2 separate regions of the Homo sapiens genome follow, and region 1 is linked to region 2. Evidence: read pairs that join two places in POLR2A ChIA-PET (ENCODE). Cell type or tissue: OCI-LY7. All regions are shown on one strand. Links, peaks and the distances in the headings refer to the core of each region. The heading gives the core; the rest is flanking DNA.

Region 1 (9,057 bases), core at 388-8,387, 84 kb after region 2:
AGGCGTGAGCCACTGTGTCCGGCCCCATTGATGTTTTTTCTTATAGTCTGTGCCTTCTGGAGTTTTAAGAAATTATTCCCCACTCTTGACAACATATAGTCTCCCGAAGTTTTGTTCTGCATATTTACATCTTCATCTGGAATTTATCTTATTTATAGTATGAAATAGGAATATAACTATTTTTCCATATGGATCACCCATGTCCCAGCATCATTTTTTTTAAGACAGGGTCTTGCTATGCTGCCCAGGCACAGTCATGGTGCATTACAGCCTCAAACTCCTGGGCTCACCTCCTAAGTAGCTGGGACTACAGAGATGTGTATCTTTTATTTATTAAATAACACAGCGTCTTTTATTAAATCATTCATCACTCCCTCACTGATTTGTAATATTAACTGTCATTCACCAAAGTTCCATGTATGTGAGGACCAGCTTCTGCTTCTCTATCATTTTCCACTGTCTAGGTATTCCTGCACCAATATGACCAATTTCAATGACTGTATCTTAAATTTTATGACTTTTTTTTCCCTAACTCCCCAAACTTGTTAATTTTATAAGACTTGATATCTGACAGGGTCAAGTCCACCTTCTTGTCATTTAGAACTATACTGACTGCTTTTGGCCCTTTACTCTTCTACACAAATTTACAAAGAATTTCTGAGTTCCACAACAAATTCTATTGGAATTTTGATTGGAACTACATTAAATTTACAGATTAGGGAGTACAGGCATCTTTGCGGCATCTGTAATCTTATCAACCACAAACATAGGTATATGTCTTTGCTTATTAAAGTCCTTCTTTTGTGTCCTTCAGTGATCATTAGAAATATTAAAGCTGAATAGCTAATAAGCGGCCCTTCTAATACTATGCTTACTGTTAGACCCATTTCTATGTAAGAAAGAATCTTGGTGACCACTGAAGTCCACGAACACCAGGAACCGTGAAAAGGATACATGTCTGTACCACTCCGAACTTGAGTTGGGTGAAGAGTCGCACAAAAAAGTCCACAAAGAGACCCACCTGTGAAGAGCAAGAGATCTGTCACACAGCCTTATTTCCAAGTGTAGCACAAGTATAGTACAGGTGTGCTCCTCTTGAAGGCATCTCCTCCCCCACTGCACATACGGAGGCTGCTCACCAGCCAGCAGTACGTGAATGCACAGCAGAAAAGCGCAGAAGGAGGAGATCCCTTCTCCAGCCCAGTCCCACTGCCCCTCCAAAGAACAAAGGCAGAGAGTACAGCTAAGTTGAGTGAAGCAACGGAAAACAAAGAGGGAAGCAGGTGCAGAAAAAGATGTGAGACCAAGAAAGACTACTGACACAGGGGTGTCTACTCTTTTGGCTTCCCTGGACCACACTGGAAGAAGAATTGTCTTTGGCCACACATAAAATACACTAATGACAGCTGATGAGCTAAGAAAAGAAAAACTCAGAAAAATCTCATAAATGTTTTTAAAAGGTATATGAATCTGTGTTGGGCCATGGGTTGGACAAGCTTGCTTTAAAACACAACATTCATTTAGGTGTATGTGCTTTTTGCATGTTCCTTATTAGCAGGTTCTATTTTGTAAGTCATTATTTTGACTTGAAATCATCTTTTTTTGAGATGGGGTCTTGCTATATTGCCTAGGCTGGCCTTGAACTCCAGGGTTTAAGAGATCCTCCTGCCTCAGCCTCCCAGGTAGCTGGGATTACAGGCACACCCCACTGTGCCAGGCTTGACTTATAACCATCTTATAGTCCATAGTTACTCTGGGTAGAGAAAACAACCAAATTCCAGTATTCCACTCTCCAAAGTGCTCAGGGCTTAAAGGAGAACTAGAAAGACTTCTAATTTTATGGATTCAGGATCAAAGCTTCTTGCCTTTAACTCTGGCCTTCCCTCAAGCCAATGCCTGGAGGCTTTTTGATACTGAAGCCATAAAGTGGCCACACATCAATGGACAAGAGTTGGGAGTGCTATGTCATAAAGGCAGGTGTGCCTTCCTAAAATACAAAGGTAGGAGGTAAAGTTGCTTCAGCTTGAGTAACACTTATCTGAAATGCTTGGGACCAGAAGTGTTTTGGATTTCAGATTTTTTTTTCGAATATCTACATTATACTGATTAAACATCCCAAATCCAAAAATTTGAAATCCAAAATCTGAATGCGCCAATGAGTATTTCCTGAGAATCGTGTCAGCATTCAAAAAGTTTTGGATTTTGGAGCATTTTGGATTTTCTGATAAGGAACACTCAACCTGTAGTACTGACAAGTGGCAGCTCCAAAGAGTTTGATATAAAAGTAGCACAAACACTAACAACTAGAGGCCTAAGGACTATGCTTATTATAGAGAAATCTGCAACCAGAAACATATATAGCAAAATAAATACCCTGAGATTTCTTTTTTTTAATTTTTTTTTTATTTTTAAGGAGACAGGGTCTCCCTACGTTGCCCAGGCTGGTCTCAAACTCCTGGGCTCAAGCAGTCCTCCTGTCTCGGCCTCTCAAAATGCTGGGATTACAGGTGTGAGCCACCGTCCCTGGCCCAACACCCTGAGATTTAAATAAAACAATAAATCAACCCAAGTTTCCCCAAAATGGTATCCATCAGAATATCACTGAAGAGGGCTTCTGAATGCCATCAGTCTTACCTAGTAAGATGTTCCTTTACTTGTGGATTTACTATAGTAAAAATTTGATGCATGCCATGAAAATAAAAATTGTGGTTGGCCCCTGTGGCTATATTATACCGAACACATGTGTACATTTTCTAGGCATATCATGTCAAATTAAGTAGGAGGCTTGTGGCCAGTTCAAGATAAAGGTGGTCAACAGGCTGTTACTGAGGACAGATACCCTATCCCAACACTGTACTGACCGGAATCAGATTTGACATGGATCTTTTTGACTGATGCTGATTTTTCCAGCTTCTCTTCCTCATATTTAACAATGTGAAGTCGGCAGTTTTGGTTCCAGACTTTTTGCTATCCTCATCTTTGGCCATGTTTCCAATCTTGCCTTGTCTTTGATTCACCTGTGAAGTTGCTGCCTCCACCAACTCTGTTCATACGGGCATATCCCTTCACTCACAGCTGCTGGCTCTATCTTCTAGATAACATTAACGACGTACGGGGAGGAGCCCAGGATAGCACCATAAACTCCCTGCATGAGATCAATAGCTATGGTGTGCCACCCTGTTCACTGGCACGCTGTGCTAAATGAAGGGCACGATGTTCACAGTTCCGTACCCACGACTTCGCTTTTTCCCTAAAGAGCGATCTCATGCCTGCCTAGAGTCCTAACCACTCGGGAGGCTGAGGTAGGAGGATCACCCAAGCCCAGAAGGTCGAGGCTGCAGTGAACTGTGATTACGCCACTGTGCTCCAGCCAGGGTGACAAAGCGAGACCCTGTCTCTATTTAAATTAAAAGAAAAAAAAAAGTAACTTTAACTTCCATTATTTACTCTACCCAATGCATTATCTACCCATTAGGGAGACATCTAGTTTACTAGGTAGATTAGAGATTATGATCCATAATCATATCATAAAAGATAAAGTCCTGCCCAAACCTTTGAGCGCTTCAAGAGCACCATTGTCATGTGTCTCGCTTTCATTTCACAAAGCAAAAGCAGGGGAAGTGTGAAAAACTGTGCCAGGATTATTCATTTAAAAAAAAAAAAGGGAAAAAAGAAAAGGCACTCTTGATTATAATGACAAGTGTTATTGCATTATAATGTTATAAATGTTATAATGACAAATGACAATGTTATTCACCAGGCCAGGGCTTTCCCTGTAAGCCCCTCCAGCCCTATGGCCCACCATCCCTCCAGGCCCTGCCTCCTCACCAGGCCAGTGCAGACTCCAATGGCAAACACCACCATCCACTTCACCGCCTCATATCTTCGACCTTTCTGTTCACACAGGAAAAGAATGATTCAGTTTACAGGGTTATGGTGGCAGAGGGGAAGAAATACATCTTGGCCAACCAGTTTTAAGCTAAATTCCACGTGGAGAGCAGGCACAGTAAAGATGATGTTGGGATTTCAGGTGCTTTACAGTGCAAAAATGATGGACTCTTAAGAGGCTGGGCAAGGTGCACTGACAGGGGGAACTCTGGTTGGCAGGATAAAGGCCTAGGGAATAAATGCCAACATAGGCCTACCTTGCAGATAGCATGGGTTTGGTTCTAGACCACCACAATAAAGCAAATATCACAATAAAGTGAGTCACACGAGTGTTTTGGTTACCCAGTGCATATAAAAGTGATGTTTACACTATACTGAGGTCTATAAAGTGTGTAATAGCATTATGCCTACAAAAATGTACCTACCTTAATTAAAAAATACTTTATGGCTAAAAAATGCAAACAAAATGCATGCTATTGGAAAAATGGCACCTTGCTCAACACAGGGTTGCCACCAACCTCCAGTTTGTAAAACCTGCAGTACCTGCGAGGTGAAATAAAGCAAAGCGCATAAAGTGAGGTCTGCCTGTATCGCATGAAAAGGTTCAAAAAACAAGGTGTAAAGATGTTTACTGGGGCCTTTAGAAGAGAAAAAAAATGCCATGTTAAGACTGATTTGATCCCCAGAGATGAAGAATTGTAAGACCCACCTTATTATCCATGGTCTCCAAAACTTCCAGGTAAGGGTCATTGATACAGCGATCATAATCCAAACTCTGAAAAGAGGCAAAGTTGAGTCAAAAGGTCATGTCAGGTGAGAAGACCTGCAAAGGGACAAACCTCTGGGTTCCTGCTACTCAACGTGTGGATGGGCAGAGCAGTGGTACCTGCAGCACCCAGGAGGAGCTGGTTCAAAATGCAGAATCTGGCTGGGTGCGGTGGCTCATGCCTATAATCCCAGCACTTTGGGAGGTCAAGGCAGGTGGATCACCTGAGGTCAGGAGTTCAAGACCAGTCTAGCCAACATGGTGAAACCCTGTCTCTACTAAAAATACAAAATTAGCCAGGCATGGTGGCGCGCACCTGTAGTCCCAGCTACTTTGGAGGCTGAGGCAGGAGAATCACTGGAACCTGGGAGGTGGAGGTTGTGGTGAGCCGAGATCGCACCACTGCACTCCAGCCTGGGTGACACAGCGAGACTCCGTTTCAAAAACAAACACAAAAACAAAATGCAGAATCTTAGACTCCTGCAGCCCTGCAGCCCCAGATGACTCAGATGCACATTAAAATTTGAGTGGTGTTGCTTTAGGTTCATACTTCATGCTTTAGGAGAAGTTTTAAATTACCTATTTTTAAACTTCCTGTTTTGGCAAAATATTTAAAGACCTTCAGCTATCATCAGCCTTATGAAACTTACTCCATTAGATATGAACAAAAGTTTCAGTTAGCCAGAACCAAATTAATTTAGAATGTCAATTAGTTATAATTATCTTTTGTAGTTAGTGTCTATGGAAATGAGGTTAGTCACAAGACAAACTAACATGGAAAGTATTTTTAAAAGCAACTTCCACTTTTTTTTTTTTTTTTTTGAGACGGAGTCTCGCTCTGTCGCCCAGGCTGGAGTGCAGTGGCGCAATCTCAGCTCACTGCAAGCTCCGCCTCCCGGGTTCACACCATTCTCCTGCCTCAGCCTCCTGAGTAGCTGGGACTACAGGCGCCTGCCAACACGCCCGGCTAATTTTTTTGTATTTTTAGTAGAGACGGGATTTCACCGTGTTAGCCAGGATGGTCTCGATCTCCTGACCTCGTGATCCGCCCTCCTCAGCCTCCCAAAGTGCTGGGATTACAGGCATGAGCCACTGCGCCTGGCCAACTTCCACTTTATGTTAGGAAGAGGCACAGATTCAGCTTGGCTCTCGGCTCCTAAAACTTCTACATCTGAAGCAGCATCCTTTACAACATGCATCACAAAACACAGAAATCCTGCAAGCAACTTGCAGGTATGCCACAGACATTTAGAGAAACAATTCAAAGGAAATCATTTTAGTTGTCTTGTTAGAGAAGCAGCAGTCTGGGCTGGGTGCAGTGGCTCACACCTGTAATCCCAGCACTTTGGGAGGCTGAGGCAGGAGGATCACTTGAGGCCAGAAGTTCGAGACCAGCCTAGGCAAGATGGTGAAACCCCATCTCTACTAAAAATACAAGTTAGCTGGGAGTGGTGGAGCACGCCTGTAATCCCAGCTACTCGGGAGGCTAGGGCAGGAGAGCTGCTTGAACCTAGGAGGCGGAGGTTGCAGTGAGCCAGCCAAGATCATGCCACTGCACTCCAGCCTGGGCAACAAAGTGAGACACTCTCAAAAAAAAAAAAAAAAAAGACGCAGCAGTTTGGCAACAAAGAAAAATAATGGTCGGCCATCAGCTCTCCTTCCCACAACCTGTTCCTACCCACATCAGCTGGACATTGGCTGGGTGGCAGCCACACTCCCAGACAATAGTTTCAAGTCAGCCAAACACATGTGATGAGTGACAATTTATTCTATCTATATGACTACCTAGAGTTAGTCCAAATTCTTTTTTTATGAGTCCTGGAGTACCAACAAGTGACTGAGTAAATCAATTATACATCCAAATATAGTAAACTATACACCAATAAAATGATTATAGTTAAGTCTATATAGAAAGATATGGAAAATCTCCAAAAATTATTCAGCAAAAGAGCAAGATGCAATTAAAAAATAAAAATAAAGCAGGATGGAGAATTAAAAGTATAATATCCCTTTTTGATTAAACAAAATTAGGATTATTTGTACGTCAGCATTCATAATGGGAAAACATCCGTGAGGTAGTGCTTAAGGAGATATTTGTTTCTGGGTGTTGTCTGAAATTCTCATAGCACAAATGGTGTGCTTTTTTATATTTTAAAAAATGATCGGCTGGGCGTGATGGCTCACGTCTGTAATTCCAGCAGTTTGGGAGGCCGAGATAGGTGGATCACTTGAGGCCAAGAGTTTGAGACCAGCCCGGCCAACATGGCGAAACCCCGTCTCTACCAAAAATACACAAATTAGGTGGGTGTGGTGGCACACACTTGTAATCCCAGCTACTAGGGTGGCTGAGGCAGGAGAATCGCTTGAACCCAGGAGGCAGAGGCTGCAGTGAGCCGAGATTGTGCTACTGCACTCCAGCCTAGGCGACAGAGTGAGACTCGGTCTCAAAAAAAAAAAAAAAATCTTTTTTACTGATCAGAAAAGAAACACAGTGATGAAAAAAGTACTTTTAGAAACTAGACTCATCCATAAGTGATTAAACATATATGCACCTACATATGTATTGTAGCGGCCAAGAGGAAAAGCTTCCCCTTTCACTCTCTAAAGGTCTGCTGAAAGTGAACCGACAAAAGGCAGATTAATGGGAGCAAAGGCATCCACTTATTTAACATGCATTGCACAGGGGAACTGCAGAATGATTACCCAATAATGCCAGCGAGGTACAGACGCTTCTATACTCTTCTTCACAGGGGAAGGGGAGATAGGGATGTGGGAGGAAATAATTCTTAGTGGGGAATGAATGGATCTGGGAAGCAGATATCATCTTGTGAATGATTCTCTTTGGAAATTGTATGGGACAGTGAACAAACAACGGTTGGGACAGTTTGTCCAGGCTCTAGGTATGTTGTTTGGTCTTCAGTCTCCTCTGTAAGATGAGTTTTAATGTTCCCTGGTTAATGACATTTCAGGAAAGGGATCAAAGACAACTGTGTTCCTCTCTGGTAGGTCCAGTTTCTAGGTAGATAAGGGAACGGCAGAGAAGAGCCTCATCCTGTGCTTTGGGAGAGACAAAGTGTGAGGGTGGAGAGTTCAGCATATCAAAGCACCATATTTCCAGGTATCATTTTCTGAGCCCCAACAATACACACACACACACACACACACACACACACACACACACACACACACAAACATACTTTGTCTTTTTTTTTTTTTGAGCCGTGGTATCTTTTGTTTGCTAATGAGATGAGTGGCGGCTGGGGGCCCTTAGATGGCTTCAGAAAAGGGGCTGGTCACCAGAAAGACCAAGGCAGGATTAGCGGGGTGGGACACCCATCCCTCCAGGGAGGAGACCGAAGCTGAAGGTTAAGCTGATCACCAAGGGCTGGTGATGTAATCAATCATGACTGCATAAAAAAGCTTCCATAAAACTCCAAAATGACAAGGTTCAGAGAGCTTCCAGACAGCTGAACCGTTTGGAGGTTCCTGGAGGGTAGCGTGCCTGGAGAGGGCATGAAAGCTCCGTGCCCCCTCCCACGTTCCTTGAATCTCTCCATCTGGCTGTTCTTCTGTATCCTTTATGATATCCTTTATTAATAAACTAGCAAATGTAAGTAGCATTTCTGTGTTTTCTGACCCGCTCTAGCAAGTTAACCAAACTCAAGGAGGGAGTCCTGTGAACCTTCAATTCACTGCCAGCTGCTGAGAAATGCAGGTGACAACCTACTACTTTTTTTTTTTGAGATGGGGTCTTTCTCTGTCACCCAGCATGGAGTGCAGTGGCATAATCTCGGTTCACTGCAACCTCCAACTCCTGGGCTTAAGCCATCCTCCCACCTCAGCCTCCTGAGTAGTGGGGAAACAACCTCCACATATCGGTGTTAGCAGTGTTCCGCGAGTGGTGCCTGAGAGCAGAGGAGAAACAATACCCTTGCCTTCATCCAAAATATGTATGGAAATTACTGGTCAAGTACTTCATTGATGGTTCCATCTAATAATGATATGGTTCCGTAAACATTTAGAAGGTTTTTAGATATCTAGAATAGGCAAATAGACAGAAAGGAGATCACTGGTTGCCTGGAGTCAGGGGCAAGGAGAACAGGCAGTGGCTGCTAATGAGTGCAGGGTTTCCTCTCAGGTGATGAAAATATTCTAAAATTGACTGTAGGAATTAGCTGGGCGCAGTGGCTCACGTCTGTAATCCCAGCACTTTGGGAGGCCAAGGCGGGCGGATCACCCGAGGCCAGGAGTTCAAGACCAGCCTGACCAACATGGAGAAGCCTCGTCTCTACTAAAAATACAAAATTAGCCGGGTGTGGTGGCAGACGCCTGTAATCCCAGCTACTTGGGAGGCTGAGGCAGGAGAATCACTTGAACCCGGGAGGCAGAGGTTGCAGTGAGCT
Region 2 (9,057 bases), core at 394-8,393:
GCTCACCGTAACCTCCGCCTCCAGGTTCAAGCGTTTCGTGTGCCTCAGCCTCCTGAGTAGCTGGGATTACAGGTGTGCACCACCATGCCTGGCTAGTTTTTCTATTTTTAGTAGAAATGGGGTTTTGTCCTGTTGGCCAGGCTGGTTGCAAACTCCTGACCTCAGGTGACCCACCCACCTTGGCCTTCCAAAGTGCTGGGATTACAGGTGTGAACCACTGCTCCTGGGCCATTGCTAGATTTTTGGATGTTAATTATTTGCATTCCTGAGATAAGGCCCATTTAAGTCATAATACATTTTTCTTTATAATTTGATTTTTCCTTTTTCTTTTTTTTGAGACAGAGTCTTGTTCCGTCACCAAGGCTGGAGTGCAGTGGCACAATCTCAGCTCACGGCAGCCTCAACCTCCCAGGCTCAAGCAATCCTTCCACCTCAGCCCCCTAAGTAGCTGGGACTACAGGCATGCAGCACCACACCCGGCTAAGATTTTTCCTTTTTGAAAATGAAAAATGCAAGACTCAAAGATCAAAACTATGTAAAAACATATATTCAGAGAAGTCCCACTCCTGTCCCTAGCCCCTTCGCCCAGTTTCCACTCATCCCCATTTTCAATAGTTTCTTTATTTAAAGAAAATTTGTTTACATTTTGTTATTTGTAATAGAGATGGGGTCTCACTATGTTGCCCAGGCTGGTCTCTAACTCCTGGGCTTAAGTGATCCTCCCAACTCCCAAAGTGCTGGGATTTCAGGTGTGAGCCACTGCACCCAACACATTTTCAATAGTTTCTAGTTTAAATTTTCTGTGTGTGTGTGTGTGTGTGTGTGTGTGTTTTGTAACAATAACCACACACATATAGTTTATTTCTTCTTCCTTTTTTTTTTTTCTTTTTTTGAGACAGGGTCTTACTCTGTCACCCAGGCAGGAGTATAGTGGTGTGATCTTGGCTCACCGCAACCTCCGCCTCCTGGATTCAAACATTTCTCCTGCCTCAGCCTCCTGAGTAGCTGGGATTATAGGTGCCCGCCACCACACGTGGCTAATTTTTGTATTTTTAGTAGAGGCGGGGTTTCACCATGTTGGCCAGACTGGTCTCGAGATCCTGACCTCAGGTGATCCACCTGCCTGGGCCTCCCAGAGTGCTGGGATTACAGGCATGAGCCACCACGCCTGGCACACACTTTTTTTTTTTTCTTTTGAGACGGAGTCTCGCTCTGTTCCCCAGGCTGTAGTGCATTGGCAAGATCTTGGCTTACTGCAACCTTCAACCCGCTGGGTTCAAGCAATTCTCCTGCCTCAGCCTCCTGAGTAGCTGGGATTACAGATGTGTGCCATCATGCCTGGGGAATTTTTGTATTTTTAGTAGAGACAGGGTTTCACCATGTTGGCCAGGCTGGTCTCAAACTCCTGACCGCAAGTGATCTGCCCGCCTCAGCCTCCCAAAGTGCTCGGTTTACAGGCATGAGCCACCATGCCTGGCCTGAAACTTCTACTTTTAAAAGTAGAGCTTCAAATCCAGCTCCATAGAGCATGGAATTGCGGAATCAGGGTACTTGAATAAAGTCTGAATCTCAGCCAAAGCCAGGGAGATTTGAAACCCAAGAGAAAATGCCAGGAAGCCCCGCTAGCTCTGATGAGGTCAGACGAGTGAAAGCTGTTCCTGCGGGTACCAAAGCTCAGAATGTTGGCAAAGCAGCATGGATTGTGGGAGGCTTGCCTTGGGTCCCATCTGTGGGTCACCAAAATGTCAACCTAAAATCATCAAAAGGGTTAGAATCTAATTTAAAGAGTGTTTATTCAAGCACAAAGTGTGAGGATGGACAATTCGGAAACACCAACTCCAAAGGAATGGTCAGCGTTCTAAAGTAGACAGAGACAGGGGAGTTTTTAGCAGGATTATAGCATTTTTCTTTTTCTTTTCTTTTCTTTTTTCTTTCTTTCTTTCTTTTTTTTTTTTTTTTTGAGACGGAGTCTCGCTCTGTCACCCAGGCTGGAGTACAGTGGTGTGATCTCGGCTCACTGCAACCTCCACCTCTCGGGTTCAAGTGATTCTCCTGCCTCAGCCTCCCAAGTAGCTGGGATTACAGGCACCCGCCACCACGCCCGGCTAATTTTTGAATTTTTAGTAGAGACGGGGTTTCACCATGTTGGTCAGGCTGGTCTCAAACTCCTGACCTCGTGATCCACCCACCTCGGCCTCCCAAAGTGCTGAGATTACAGGTGTGAAGCACTGCACCTGGCCATTCTTTTTTTTTTTTTTTTTTTGGCAGAGTCTCACTCTGTCACCCAGGTTGGAGTGCAGTGGTGTGATCTCGGCTCACTGCAACCTGCATCTCCTGAGTTCAAGAGATTCTCCTGCCTCAGCCTCTTGAGTAGCCACCACGCCCGGCTCATTTTTGTGTTTTTAGTAGAGATGGGGTTTCACCATGTTGGCCAGGCTGGTGTCGAATTCCTGACCTCAGGTGATCCTCCCGCCTCGGCCTTCCAGCACAGCTATAGGCGTGAGTCACTGTGCCCAGCCTCTTTTTTTTTTTTGAGATGGAGTTCGCTCTGTCACCCAGGCTGGAGTGCAGTGGTGTGATCATAGCTCACTGGAGCCTCAACTTCGCTGGCTCAGGTGATTCTCCCACCACAGCCTCCTGAGTAGCTGGGACTAGAGGCACTCATGCCACCATACTGGCTAATTTTTTGTATTTTTTGCAGAGACGGGGTTTTTCCATGTTGCCCAGGCTGGTCTTGAACCCCTGGGCTCAAGCCATCCGCTAGCCTCGGCCTCCTGAAGTGCTGGGATTACAGGTGTGAGCCACCATGCCGAGCCTTTAAAAAGTTACCGTAAATATATTTGACATTTTGAAATTCTGTGTGTCAAAAATAATCAAGCAAAAAGGTGAGCCTCCCACCAGAATCATACTTGCAATACACCAAAGGGTTAACAATTGTACTATATCAAAAAGCCTTACAAATTAATGAGATAAAGCTGGGTGCGGTGGCTCACGCTTGTAATCCCAGACCTTTGGGAGTCTGAAGAGGGCAGATGGCTTCAGCCCAGGAGTTCAAGACCAACCTGGGCAATGTGGTGAAACCCTGTATCTAAGAAAAAAAAAAAAAGAAAAATTAATGGGATCAATACTAAACTGCAATAGAAAATCATTGATAGTAGAGAGAAAAATTTTCCAGAAGAAATGTACATGTCTAATAAATATGTGAAAACCTGTTTGGTCTTACTAGTAATCAGAGGACTCCAAATACAAGCAACTCTGTATGTCACGTCCCATCTATTACATTAGCAAATACTTTTAAAATATAAAATTCAGAGGCAGCCATGTTACAGTGAAACAGGAACGCAGATGCCACAGGTAGAAATAGGAACTGGCCCAATCTTACTAAAATGTCACTTGATGATATGTATCAAGAGCCCTAAAAAAAGTGTTTTTTGAGACACAGTTTCTCTCTGTTGCCCAGGTGGGAGTGCAGTGGTGCGATCTTGGCTCACTGCAGCTTCTGCCTCCAAGGTTCAAGCAGTTCTCGTGCCTCCGTCTCCTGAGTAGCTGAGACTGCAGGTGTGTGCCACCATGCCTGGCTAATTTTTGTATTTTTAGTAGAGACAGGGTTTCACCATGTTGCTCAGACTGGTCTTGAACTCCTGGCCCCAAGTGATCCACCCACCTCAGCCTCCCAAAGTACTAGGATTACAGGTGTGAGCCACCGCGCCCAGCCTAACAAAAGTATTTTAACAGTTAATATATGTCAAGCCAATAATTTCACATGTGGGAATACATCCTAAGGAAACAGAAATGTACAAAAATGTGTGCAAAGAAACACACTTTTTTTTTTTTTTGAGACAGAGTCTCATTCTGTCGCTCAGGATGGAGTACAGTAGTACAATCTCAGCTCAACCTCCACCTCCTGGGTTCAAGTGATTCTCCTGCCTCAGCCTCCTGAGTAGCTGGGATTACAGGCATTCGCCACCACGCCCGGTGAAATTTTTTTTTTTTTGAGACAGAGTCTTGCTCTGTTGTCCAGGCTAGAGTGCAGTGGCACTATCTCGGCTCACTGCAACCTCCACCTCCCAGGTTCAAGCGATTCTCCTGCCTCAGTCTCCTGAGTAGCTAGGATTACAGGCACCAGCCACCATGCCCGGCTCATTTTTTTGTATTTTTAGTAGAGACAGGGTTTCACCGTGTTAGCCAGGATGGTCTTGATCTCCTGACCCCGTGATCCACCCACCTCAGCCTCCCAAAGTGCTGGAATTACAGGCGTGAGCCACAGGGCCTGGCCAACAGTAATTTTTATAATCAGAAGAATAAAAGAACAATGATATTGAAAAGAGAGGGAAAGAGAGAGAGGGAAGGGGAGAGATGCAGAGCTTACAAACAAGGGCATCTGACTGGGGAGGGGTCAGGAGCTGAGAGGGGAAGATAAGGGCCCAGAAGTGGAAGGGGGTCTTGCTAAGGCCCATTACATGATGTCACCTGGGCCCTTGGGGGCTGCAGTTTGCAGTAGCTCAGGAGGGCATGCCTCAGCCCTGGGGCCCCACCCCTATTCTCCCGGCTCTCTTCTCTCTTGCACCATCTCTCCCCATTTCCAAGGAAGGTGGCTGCCCCTGCCAGATGCAGACGCATTGCACCGACCTCATTGTCTAGCTTTAACTAACTTGAAAGCAAGGGATAGGAGGGAGGAAAGGAACAGAGTCCCCTAGGAATGTTAGAGGCAGGGGGATGGGAAATTCTGCAGCCCAGCTGAGAGTGGGAGCCCGTTGGTTTGGAGGGGATAAAGCATAAGACCAAAGTACAAATAATGATCCGATGGGCCAGCCTGTGATGCCTGCTCAGAGGCACTAGAGTGGTCCCAGAGAAAGCGCTAGAGACAATTTTAGGAGACAGAAAGCAGGATTTGATCACCCAAGGACAGAATCTGAGGCAAGGAAGAGCTGGGGGGCTCTGTGCCGGTCTGAGCCCTTGAAACAAATCCTACATAGGGGATTGCTACGGGGCTAGCGGTCTCAGGGACTCCAGGGCTGAGTCCTGGCCGTGAACCCCGCGGGCGCCCGCATTTCAGCACCGGGGACAGGGGCCGACCTCGGATCCAGGTGGGTCCTCAGATCCACTGGCGGCTCCGTAGCTCCACTAGTTCCTGGCCCCCTCCCTGGCCAATCTCAGCCCGGGCAGTTCCCTTGGAGACCTCCGTGGCCCCTCCATCCTGGACCCCCCTGGTGCCCGTGCTGCGGCTCCCGAGCACTTGGCAGGTGATGCGACCCGCGGAGCCAACCTGGAGCGCCCTCGGGTCCCGGCAGCCAAGATGGGCTCTGCGATCTGGGGTAGGGGCAGGAGAAGACCTAGTCTCCCCACCGCCCCCCACGTTTGTCTCAGCTTGGACAGAGTCTTGCCCTCCGGGGATGGCGCAAAAAGGAAAACCCCGAGGTGAGAGCAGGGAGGCAGCCAGAGGCACTCTAAGGAGAAGCCGGGGCCAGCACAGGTGCGGGACGTTGTCCCTGCCCGCCCAAGCGCATGGCCCTTCCAGAGACACCCCCTTTCTCAAGCGCAGCCCCGACCAGCCGCTCCCCGCCCCTCCCCACGCCCTGACCCCGCCAGCTTCCATCGCCCCAGGGCACTGGGAGCCAGAACATGGACCAGGGCAACCCAGATCCCCGAGTCAGCCCTCCCATGGCCCAGCGGCTCCAGAAATTCGATACAGCCCCCCCCACCCACCCCAGGCGACTTCTAAATCGCCGGCAGAATTCAAGTCTCTGGCCTGAACTGTGCCCGGCTGGGCCTCGGCCCTCCCACCGCTCCATGGGGGCTTTTGCGGTGCTCCGTCTAGCGCTTTGCCTCTGCCAGGCTTAGGCGTCTGGGCATCCCGGAGAAGGCGGCTTCCTATCCCGCCTCTGCGTCCCCACTCCCTGTCCCCAGGCCATCTCCCACCCACTAGCCCGGTTAGTGCTCTGCCATCCAGGTGGATAGAGCGGGCCAAACACAGGCCTCGGGAATTTACATCATTTCACCTTGGCTTGGGAGTGCACGATGTGACTCCGCAATAGATTTACTTTCCTTTTTTTTCTTTTCTTTTCTTTCTTTTTTTTTTTTTTTGAGACGGAGCCTCGCTCTGTCGCCCAGGCTGGAGTGCCGTGGCGCGATCTCAGCTCACTGTAACCTCTGCTTCCCGGGTTCACGCCATTCTCCTGCCTCAGCCTCCCGAGTAGCTGGGACTACTGGCGCCCACCACCACGCCCGGCTAATTTTTTTGTATTTTTAGTAGAGACGGGGTTTCACCGTGTTAGCCAGGATGGTCTCGATCTCCTGACCTCGTGATCCACCCGCCTCGGCCTCCCAAAGTGCTGGGATTACAGGCATGAGCCACCGCGCCCGGCCTTGAGACAATTTTTTTTTTTTTTTTAAGGCTAGTGAAGGAAAGCAGGGAATGGAGAGGGAACAAAGAAATCTGCAACTGCTTGTGATTGAAAGAAAAGCTCTTGCTGTTTTTGGTCTAAAATCATCTATTTTACCTATATTTAAAGGAAATTTTAGCTGGATATGGAATTCTGCATTCACAGGGTTTTTATTCTTTTGGCAGTTTAAAGTAAGTGGATATATTCAATTATCTTCTTGTCTCTGTTATTTCTGATAAAGTTAGACATCAGTCTATATTCAAATTTCCCTACTTGTTTATGAAACGACCTGTTAGAATTGATTAATTCAAATCAGCGTCCTAAAACGATCCTCACAGTGCATTTGGTAATTATATCATTTCAGCCTTCTTTAATCTGAACGACTCTTATTCCCCATCACCTTGTGTGTGTGTGTGTCGGGGGGAGGGGGGGCACTGAAGACTTTTGAAGGACTGGATCAGTTACCTATCCTATGGAATATCCCTCATCCTGAATTTGATCTGATTTGCAGAATTTCTTCCTGCAAATTTAATTTCTTCCTATGCCCTCTGAACTTCCTTTAAACTAGATGTCAGATCGGCAACCCTGATTAGATTCCATTTGTCATTTTTTAATTTTATTTGTTTGACATTAAATATCTCAAACAACAGCCCTTCATCTACCTTATAGGGCTAGCAAAGCATTAGATGATCATGAAGCATTTCTCAGCACCTGGCTTTTTTTTTTTTTTTTTTTTTTTTTTTTTTTTTTTTGAGATGGAGTCTTGCTCTGTCACCCAGGCTGGAATGCAGTGGCACGATCTTGGCTCACTGCAAGCTCCACCTCCGGGTTCATGCCATTCTCCTGCCTCAGCCTTCCAAGTAGCTGGGACTACAAGCTCCCGCCACGACACCCAGCTAATTTTGTGTATTTTTAGTAGAGATGGGGTTTCACTGTGTTAGCCAGGATGGTCTCGATCTCCTGACCTCATGATCTACCCGCCTCAGCCTCCCGAAGTGCTGGGATTACAGGTGTTAGCCACCGTACCTGGCCTAGCACCTTGCTTTTTTTTCTTGAGATAGGGTTGCACTATGTTGCCCAGGTTGGCCTCAAACTCTCGAACTCCTGGGCTCAAGCGATCCTCCCTCCTCAGCCTCCTGAGTAGCTGGGACCGCAGGCATGTGCCACCACGCCCGGCATTGCTACTGTCACTTGGTCAGTTATGCCAGTGGTGACAGATTGGCAGCCTGCTGGTTGAATCCAGACTGCAGATGTGTCTGATCTTGTTTTTAATTAATAAAATGAAACCCTTAAAAAGCTGGAGGGTTTGTAAATTTCTTTTTTTTTTTTTTTTTTTTTTTTTTTTTTTTTTTGAGACGGAGTCTTGCTCTGTCGCCCAGGCTGGAGTGCAGTGGCGGGATCTCGGCTCACTGCAACCTCTGCCTCCCAGGTTCAAGCAATTCCTCTGCCTCACCCTTCCAAGTAGCTGGATTACAGGCATGCACCACCATACCTGGCTAATTTTATATTTTTAGTAGAGATGTTGGTCAGGCTGGTTTCGAACCCCTGACCTCAGGTGATCCTCCTGTCTCCGTCTTCCAAAGTGCTGGAATTACAGGCGTGAGCCACTGTGCCCGGATGCTCTTTTTCTTTCTCTTTTTTTCTTTTATTTCTTTTTGTTTGTTTGTTTGTTTCGAGATGGAGTCTCACTCTGTTGCCAGGCTGGAGTTCAGTGGCACGATTTCAGCTCACTGCAACCTCTGCCTCCCGGGTTCAAGTGATTCTCTTGCCTCAGCCTCCTGAGTAGCTGGGATTACAGGCACGCACCACTACGCCCGGCTAATTTTTGTATTTTTAGTAGAGATGGGGTTTTACCATGTTGGTCAGGCTGGTCTTGAACTCCTGACCTCATGATCTGCCCGCCTCGGCCTCCCAAAGTTCTGAAATTACAGGCATGAGCCACCGTGCCCGGCTTAAAATTTTTTTTTAGAGATTACGTCTTGGGTTTTGCTGTGTTGCCCAGGCTGCTCTCCACCTCCTGTCCTCAAGCAAGCCTCTGGCCTCAGCCTCCCAAAGTGCTAGGATTACAGGCATGAGCCACTGCACAGGGCCTGAAATTTTTAATTTTATATAAATTTTTAATTTTATATTTTTAATTTTCAATTATATATATTATATATATATTTTTTAGTGTAATAAGCATATGTCCCAGCCACCAATCAGAATTAACACATGCTGTTATTCTGCCTGTGCCCGGGGGAAACTGAGGCTCAGAGAAGGTGAGTAACTTGCTCGAGATCACACTGCTGATCAGTGATCACCAGATAAGGCAGTCTGGCTCTGGAAGTGGCTTGCTTCATCCGTCCCTGATGCTTCTCCCTTCGTGGCCTACACAGGAGAAGGTGTCAGCAGGACTGGGTCCTGGGGACTTCTATGCAGACAGAGGACTGGGGGACACTGATGCCTCACTCTGGGTATAAACTTCCCTCCCTTCCTCCCTCATAGGTCACGGCCAGGGTCAATGAGACCATGCCTTCAGTGTGCTGGGCAGAGGATTTGACACATAGCACACACTTGATCTATGTGAGCTGTGGGGACAGCCCTGGATTGCCTCTTTTCCTCCCCAGAGATGAACTGCCTGCCCCTGCCAGGTTCCTGGGGTCAGGGTGAGCCCTGTCCCTGTCTCCCCATCACT

What was found. Peaks named below come from ENCODE experiments on the same cell type or tissue, not always from the same donor. Only the 100,000 strongest peaks of a DNase experiment are listed, where the experiment ranks them.
Region 1: POLR2A ChIA-PET joins it to region 2 with 5 read pairs; 33 of 35 experiments call an interaction of 5 or more read pairs at or near these places.

Annotation. Positions count from the first base shown.
Region 1 is chr1:11,811,452-11,820,508 of GRCh38, reverse strand. CLCN6 (chloride voltage-gated channel 6) reads right to left here. Exons shown (of 23, transcript NM_001286.5): 3 at 4,598-4,663; 4 at 3,829-3,894; 5 at 955-1,021. Among named protein-coding and RNA genes, the nearest start is that of CLCN6, 9.8 kb to the right of the region's middle. In OCI-LY7, for the core only: no CTCF peak of the experiment used is centred there; a DNase peak (open chromatin) is centred at 5,278; H3K4me3 peaks cover 2,980 bases; H3K27ac peaks cover 4,672 bases.
Region 2 is chr1:11,895,056-11,904,112 of GRCh38, reverse strand. No RefSeq gene overlaps it. Among named protein-coding and RNA genes, the nearest start is that of RNU5E-1, 8.6 kb to the left of the region's middle. RefSeq lists an enhancer at 4,724-5,275. In OCI-LY7, for the core only: no CTCF peak of the experiment used is centred there; a DNase peak (open chromatin) is centred at 3,452; H3K4me3 peaks cover 264 bases; H3K27ac peaks cover 580 bases.